Regions from separate parts of the Homo sapiens genome. Here region 2 is linked to region 1. Evidence: chromatin contacts called from ENCODE Hi-C or POLR2A ChIA-PET data. All regions are on one chromosome and are shown on one strand. The core of a region is the stretch at or near the end of the contact, and the rest is flanking DNA. Distances in the headings are between cores, read along the strand shown.

Region 1 (2,819 bases), core at 101-2,600:
TCACACTTTGGCTTCTTTGTATGGTGTCTATCTTTTGCTATGCATAGAAGGCCCCCAGTTTAGCAACACTTGACTTGCTGGGAAGGTGGCTGTCAGGGAACATGCCCGCCCCCTTAGGAACCCTTTAAAACCCCTGCAGGTGCTGTGCTAGAAACCCTCTTCCTCTGTCCACCTCCTTTGGGAGGTGCCTAGCTCACCAGATGCCTCTCGGACAGACTTACATAGGCCCCAGGACATTTCCTCCCCATCACCTTCAGGGTCTGAAAGCCTTCAAGCACATGAGGCTGAAAGGCAAGATTGCAAGATTCCTTGTGCTGTTAATTCACTCTGCTCTAATTTAGAAAGGGTATCTGAGCTAACTTGGAGACATCCAAATGATTTTCAATTTAATTCGAATGAAAAAAATTATGGTTCAAGTGTCAGATTGATAAATTAACATTAAAACTCATTTGCGTGTTCAGGGCTTACGTATGTTTTATTTCTCACATTAGATTTTGAGTATCAAGGGGCAAAGACTATGTCTACAGTGATTTTTGTTTATATCTTCAAAAATGTAGTTGACTTTATGAGTATCAATATATTCCTTCCCCAAGAAAAGTAGAAAAAGAAATTATACTTTAATCTGATGTGAAACAGCCTCCTTTTTCTTTACCCTGTTTTTGTCAATGTAGTGTTATAAATTAGTTGCTTCTCACCCATTAAGCCTGATTAATCAAGGTAGTATTTAATTTTCTCTGACTTACTGTCTGGTTTAATATTTTCACCAAGCAGCCTAGTTACTGAAGGGTCATCTTTCCATTTGACAAATCAAGTGTATCTATTGAGGAGCTTGTCTGTGTAAATTTCACATTCACTCCCTCTTTGAGGGGGAGGAAAAAAATGAGGCGGGAGAGAGTAAAAAACCGAGTATCTGTAGTGTGGTTTGCCTGTCCTTTATAATACAGCTATAATTTCTTGGTCCCAGGGCTCCCATCATGAAAGTTTGGTCAGCCTTATTTTTTGTTTTGTTTTGTTTTGTTTTGTTTTGTTTTTTATTTTCATTCATTCTTTTTTTGTTTTGTTTTGTTTTTCTTTTGAGTGGCTGAGCCTCTGAAATTTGGAGCATTGGTGAATATGTGTGTCAGTAGAACATGATGACAAGTGATATTGCCACAGTATTTTTAATATAACAATATCCTATCAAAGGAATACACATTTGGATTTTGAAGTGTGGAGACAAGGGTTATTTTTTTTTCTTCTTAACCCAATGTAATAAAAAGCTTGGTTGAAGACTGTCCCAGGAGTAAAAACCCAGTTTATCTAACTGGTGTCATTTCAGGACGGCACGATGCCAGTGGAGTTCAGCCTCTGCAGTTTGTTTGTGTTGGCATGCCGTCATGTATAGAGGGCATTTTAAAATGCTCTGGCATAAGAGAGGAAGAAGATGCTTCAAGTATTTTAACCTGGTTACTGCTCCCGTTAGAACATGTGCTTTTGCTTTCTTTAGGCGGGCTTATTGTGTTTACATCTTTGTCCCTCATCATGGTGTGGGGAGAACCGCTTTATGCTTTATCATGCTTCTCTTCACACAGATGCACAGCCCTTTGTGTGTTTTGCATCAAACTTGTCTTTCATCCTGCCTTTTGTATCTTTCTCAAGGAAATTGATCTCATAAAGAATGCTATCAAATTCATCAACAGGCAAAAGATAGCATTTCAAAGTATAAGTAAGAGACATGAAAAGGATGCAGTCGTAAGCTTGGCTGTCTCAACAGAGCTGCTTAGCAGAAAATATTAAATTCAGCCTGCCTGCCATTCAGTCACTCTGGGCATAACTAGCCAAAGAATTTCACAATGTGGATAACCTCCAGCCCTCTGACTGTATGCAAAGTAGGAGGCCTGAATGAGAGCATTGTGTTATAAAACCTTAAACTGGAGCAAGACTTAAAAAGCCCAATCTCTCTGGTTATTTTGGACATTCAAATGCTGTCTAAGAGAAAAGAACTCATTATGACTCAGTTCCGTTAATTAGACGTAAATTACCATCTTTTGTCTGATACAAAAGAAGGTAAAGGGAACTCTGCAAGACCAGAGGATACTGAAATTCTAATGAGATGAGAGCATAGGCTGAAACTGAGTGAAAACAAGAAGCCATTCAACTAGAGGCAAGCCCCTAGTGTGTCTTGTGTGTGAGCAAAAAGCAAAAACATACATTTGTAATTGTCCAGATTCATATATTATTTAGAACCATGGTCAGTGTCCCCAGAGAGCTCATAGGGTCCTGATTTTTGACAGGATATGATGCTGACCCACACAGAAGGAAATAGTCTCTTTTCCCGAGTACACTCTGAAGATTTTTGTTAGGTACACAGTCTTTCTCAGTGGGAGACCGTAGTGTGATTGAATGATAAATAAATGGACCTTTTACTTAAAAACAATGAAGGCTTAATAAATAAAGGAAATTAGCAAAGTTTGACCGAGAGATTTACGGAACTATACAGTAGTAGAGGAAATGTTTAAGCATAACAATAACTGAATAACTATAGAGTTCTAATGTTGGAAAGGACTATAGGGTAGTTATAACACTGGAAAGCCACTTCTTTAGGATAATAAAATAGTATAATAATCCTGTTAATCCCTTCTTTAGAACAGTATAAACACATTTTCTTAATTGTATCAACTTCTCAATTGCAAACTAGGTTGTTCCAGAGTGAATTTAGCTGTACTGTTGCTGCTTGCTAGAAGGTTGACGTTCTCCCTTGTGTTAGGCGAAAATTAACATGGTCTCAAAGGTCTTGTATTCTGGTCACTAAATGTCATTCCTTTTAAAAACAAGTTTAT
Region 2 (2,819 bases), core at 150-2,649, 47 kb before region 1:
CCTGAAAGCTCCTCCTTCCTTCCTTCATTAAACTGCTGATGTTATCATCTGACCACAGACATTTTTGGCAAAGAGGAAACACCTGATAATACTGCCTTTGATTTTCTTCTGACATCAGCTGGCCTTCCTGATGTTCTTGACTTTAGTTAGCAACTTGTTGGGTTATATTTTGAAACCCTATAAGTCAGGGCCAGTTCATTATTACTTTGTCTTTCATTTCAGAAGTTAACTTTAAATTAAGTATTCTCAGATTTGGCATGTATTGTGCATTTGAGAAAATGTTGATAAGGAAATTCTCAGGTTCTGGGAAGTCTTTATATTCTGTACATTCATTCAACAGATACTTGTTTTATGTTTTGTGTAAGGAAGTAACTATGTATTTCCTTGGAAAATGCCAGTGCCCAGCTAACAATTACTAGTTGTGGTAGTGGAAAAATATGCATAATTTGTGGCAATCATTTAAATTTAAATGTCTCTTTGTAGAATTTCTGCATGGTTTTCAAGGCTTAAAAAATAATGGACCACCTTAATGAAATGACCAGAGAAAAATCTCAACACAGATGAATATTTGTCCTCCTAATTTCTTTGTGAGATTAAATCTTTCAGATTTTCACCTTATGCATATATGCAATTATTCCTTCAGTTCAGTCACTGAGATCTGGTATGGCATCTTTGTTGACTTGTCATCTATATTCTATTGATGCAGAAGACAAATTTATTAAAGCATCTCTTTGCATTTATATTGTAGGAAAATTGTCCCTTATGGGATAATCTCACACTAACTACTCAAACTGATAAACCTAAGGTATGGTATTTTCACTCCACTAATGATTAACAGATTAGTAGAGAGTGTGAATTCTCAATCATATTGGTACCCCATTGTCCAAGTTTTAGTAGTTTTATATTTAAATGTCCTAAGGGTTTAACCCATCTCAAACAACAATTATAATTTATTATTTCCTAAGCAATAATTAAAAAATAGGAAATGAAGAAAAGATCCATTCTTCATTTGGCTGCCTATTGGTAGATCATCTGTCTGGTCACATGTGGACATTTCAGCAATGATACATTGATATTTGTAAGAGACACTTTACCTTTGCCATTTAGATTGGTTATTTATAAATGTATTACATTTGCATAGCATTTTTTACTTCTTGAGCAATTTCATAAATTCTATTTAGCTGTCCCACACCCTATGAGTCAGGTAGAACAGGGGGCATTTCTATTTTCACATAATGCTGAGTCCACGGAGCTGAAGTAATTCACTTAGAATCATGAGATGAATACGTATCTGTACGCAGTCTGGATTATTGTGTTCGCACTTCTGTCCACTGTGGAGGGCCCTTTCCCTCCAGCCCATGATGTCAGTGCTTCTCAGAACGGCTGCTTCTGATCGAGCCTTTTGGGCACCTTCCGCTTTCCCATCCCCTACATGCCAGTACTCACTTGCTTATCTGGGTTTTTAAAGTCCATGTTGCTAGTCAGGGTACACATCAATTTTCCCATCCTCTTTTCAAGAATGATCACACAACTTTGCTTGGTTTCTCTGAGGTGTCAGTAAGTGCACACAGGATTCTTCTCAAGTTTTGGTTGTGCTGCTGAACATTTTGTTTGTTTGTTTTTTTGAGACAAGATTTTGCTCTGTTCCCCAAGCTGCAGTGCAGTGGTACGATCATGGCTTACTGCAACCTGAACCTCTTGGGCTCATTCCGTTCTCTCATCTCAGCCTCCCAAGTTTGCTGGGACTACAGGCATGCACCACCATGCCCAGCTAATTTTTTAATTTTTTGTAGAGACAGGGTTTATGCCATGTTGCCCAGATTGGTCTTGAACTCCTGAGCTGAGCAATCTTCCCACCTTGGCCTCCCCAAGTGCGGGGATTACAGGTGTGAGACAACTAGTCTAGCTGCTCAACATTTTTTTTTAACCCTGACGGGTTCTGAGCAATTTTTAGTTCTTTTTTGTGGGGGAAAGGCTGGGGGAAGGGGACAGGTAGTTGGTATCATCAGCCATCTTCCCAGCATACTTTAAGCCACGAATGTCTTCTATTTAAGAAATATAAATTCTTTTTTTCTTTTTTCTGATCTGTCACTGCTGGAGTGCAGTGGCACAGTCTTGGCTCACTGAAACCTCTGCCTCCTGGGTTCAAGTGATTCTTCCGCCTCAGCCTCCCAAGTCTTTTTTTTTTTTTTTTTTTTTTGTAAATTTAGTCAGAACTGTAGTAACACCATTATTGTTCATGGCAGCCTCAAGCTGAAGGAATTCTTTTACTTTAGCCGCCTGAGTAGCTGGGACTATAGGCGTGACTCACCATGCCTCGCTAATTTTTAAATTTTTGTTTTAGAGATGAGGTCTTGCTATGTTGCCCAGGCTGGTCTCAAACTGCTGGGCCCCAGCCATCCTCCTGCTTCGGCCTCCCAGAGTGTTGGGATTACAGACGTGAACCACTGTGCCTGGCCCAGAAATACATTCCTATGCATGGTGATAGAAGACAAATGTAGCCATCATGAAGCAGCATCACGGTTTTGCAGTTTACAGTGGCCAGCAGTTGATTAGGCACAAATACAGATATAAAAATATAAATCTTCTTGTTTGCCCCAGAATACTTGTTGTTAAGAGCTAGCATATGAAAGCACTAGAAAGCAACAAAAACTGCACGCAAACAAGAGAATTCATGGCTCTATAATGACAATAGATTTTATTTATTAAGCAACTTATATATGCCAAGTTCTTTTTTTTTTTTTTTTTTTTTTTGAGACAGAGTCTCGCTCTGTCACCTAGGCTGGAGTGCAGTGGCGCAATCTCGGCTCACTGCAACC

The links. A loop is a pair of places that touch in the nucleus more often than their neighbours do. ChIA-PET counts read pairs that join two places held with the same protein, here RNA polymerase II (POLR2A). Pooled maps may share reads with other maps.
Region 2: a map of posterior vena cava shows a loop between it and region 1 (11-fold over the local background). The contact joins two enhancer-like sites. A Hi-C loop is called at or near these places in 5 of 168 maps with a recorded cell type or tissue (Caco-2, HepG2, OCI-LY7 and 2 more) and 2 of 50 pooled maps. POLR2A ChIA-PET finds 5 or more read pairs at or near these places in 2 of 52 experiments (HepG2 and activated CD4-positive, alpha-beta T cell).

What each region holds. Positions count from the first base shown.
Region 1 is chr18:28,086,007-28,088,825 of GRCh38, reverse strand. The region is part of intron 2 of CDH2 (cadherin 2); the gene reads left to right. Among named protein-coding and RNA genes, the nearest start is that of CDH2, 90 kb to the left of the region's middle. RefSeq lists an enhancer at 1-2,819. Within about 2 kb of position 1,350, at least 4 of the 41 ENCODE cell types and tissues checked have a DNase peak (open chromatin) inside an H3K27ac peak, as active enhancers do.
Region 2 is chr18:28,133,517-28,136,335 of GRCh38, reverse strand. The region is part of intron 2 of CDH2 (cadherin 2); the gene reads left to right. Among named protein-coding and RNA genes, the nearest start is that of CDH2, 42 kb to the left of the region's middle. Within about 2 kb of position 1,399, at least 2 of the 41 ENCODE cell types and tissues checked have a DNase peak (open chromatin) inside an H3K27ac peak, as active enhancers do.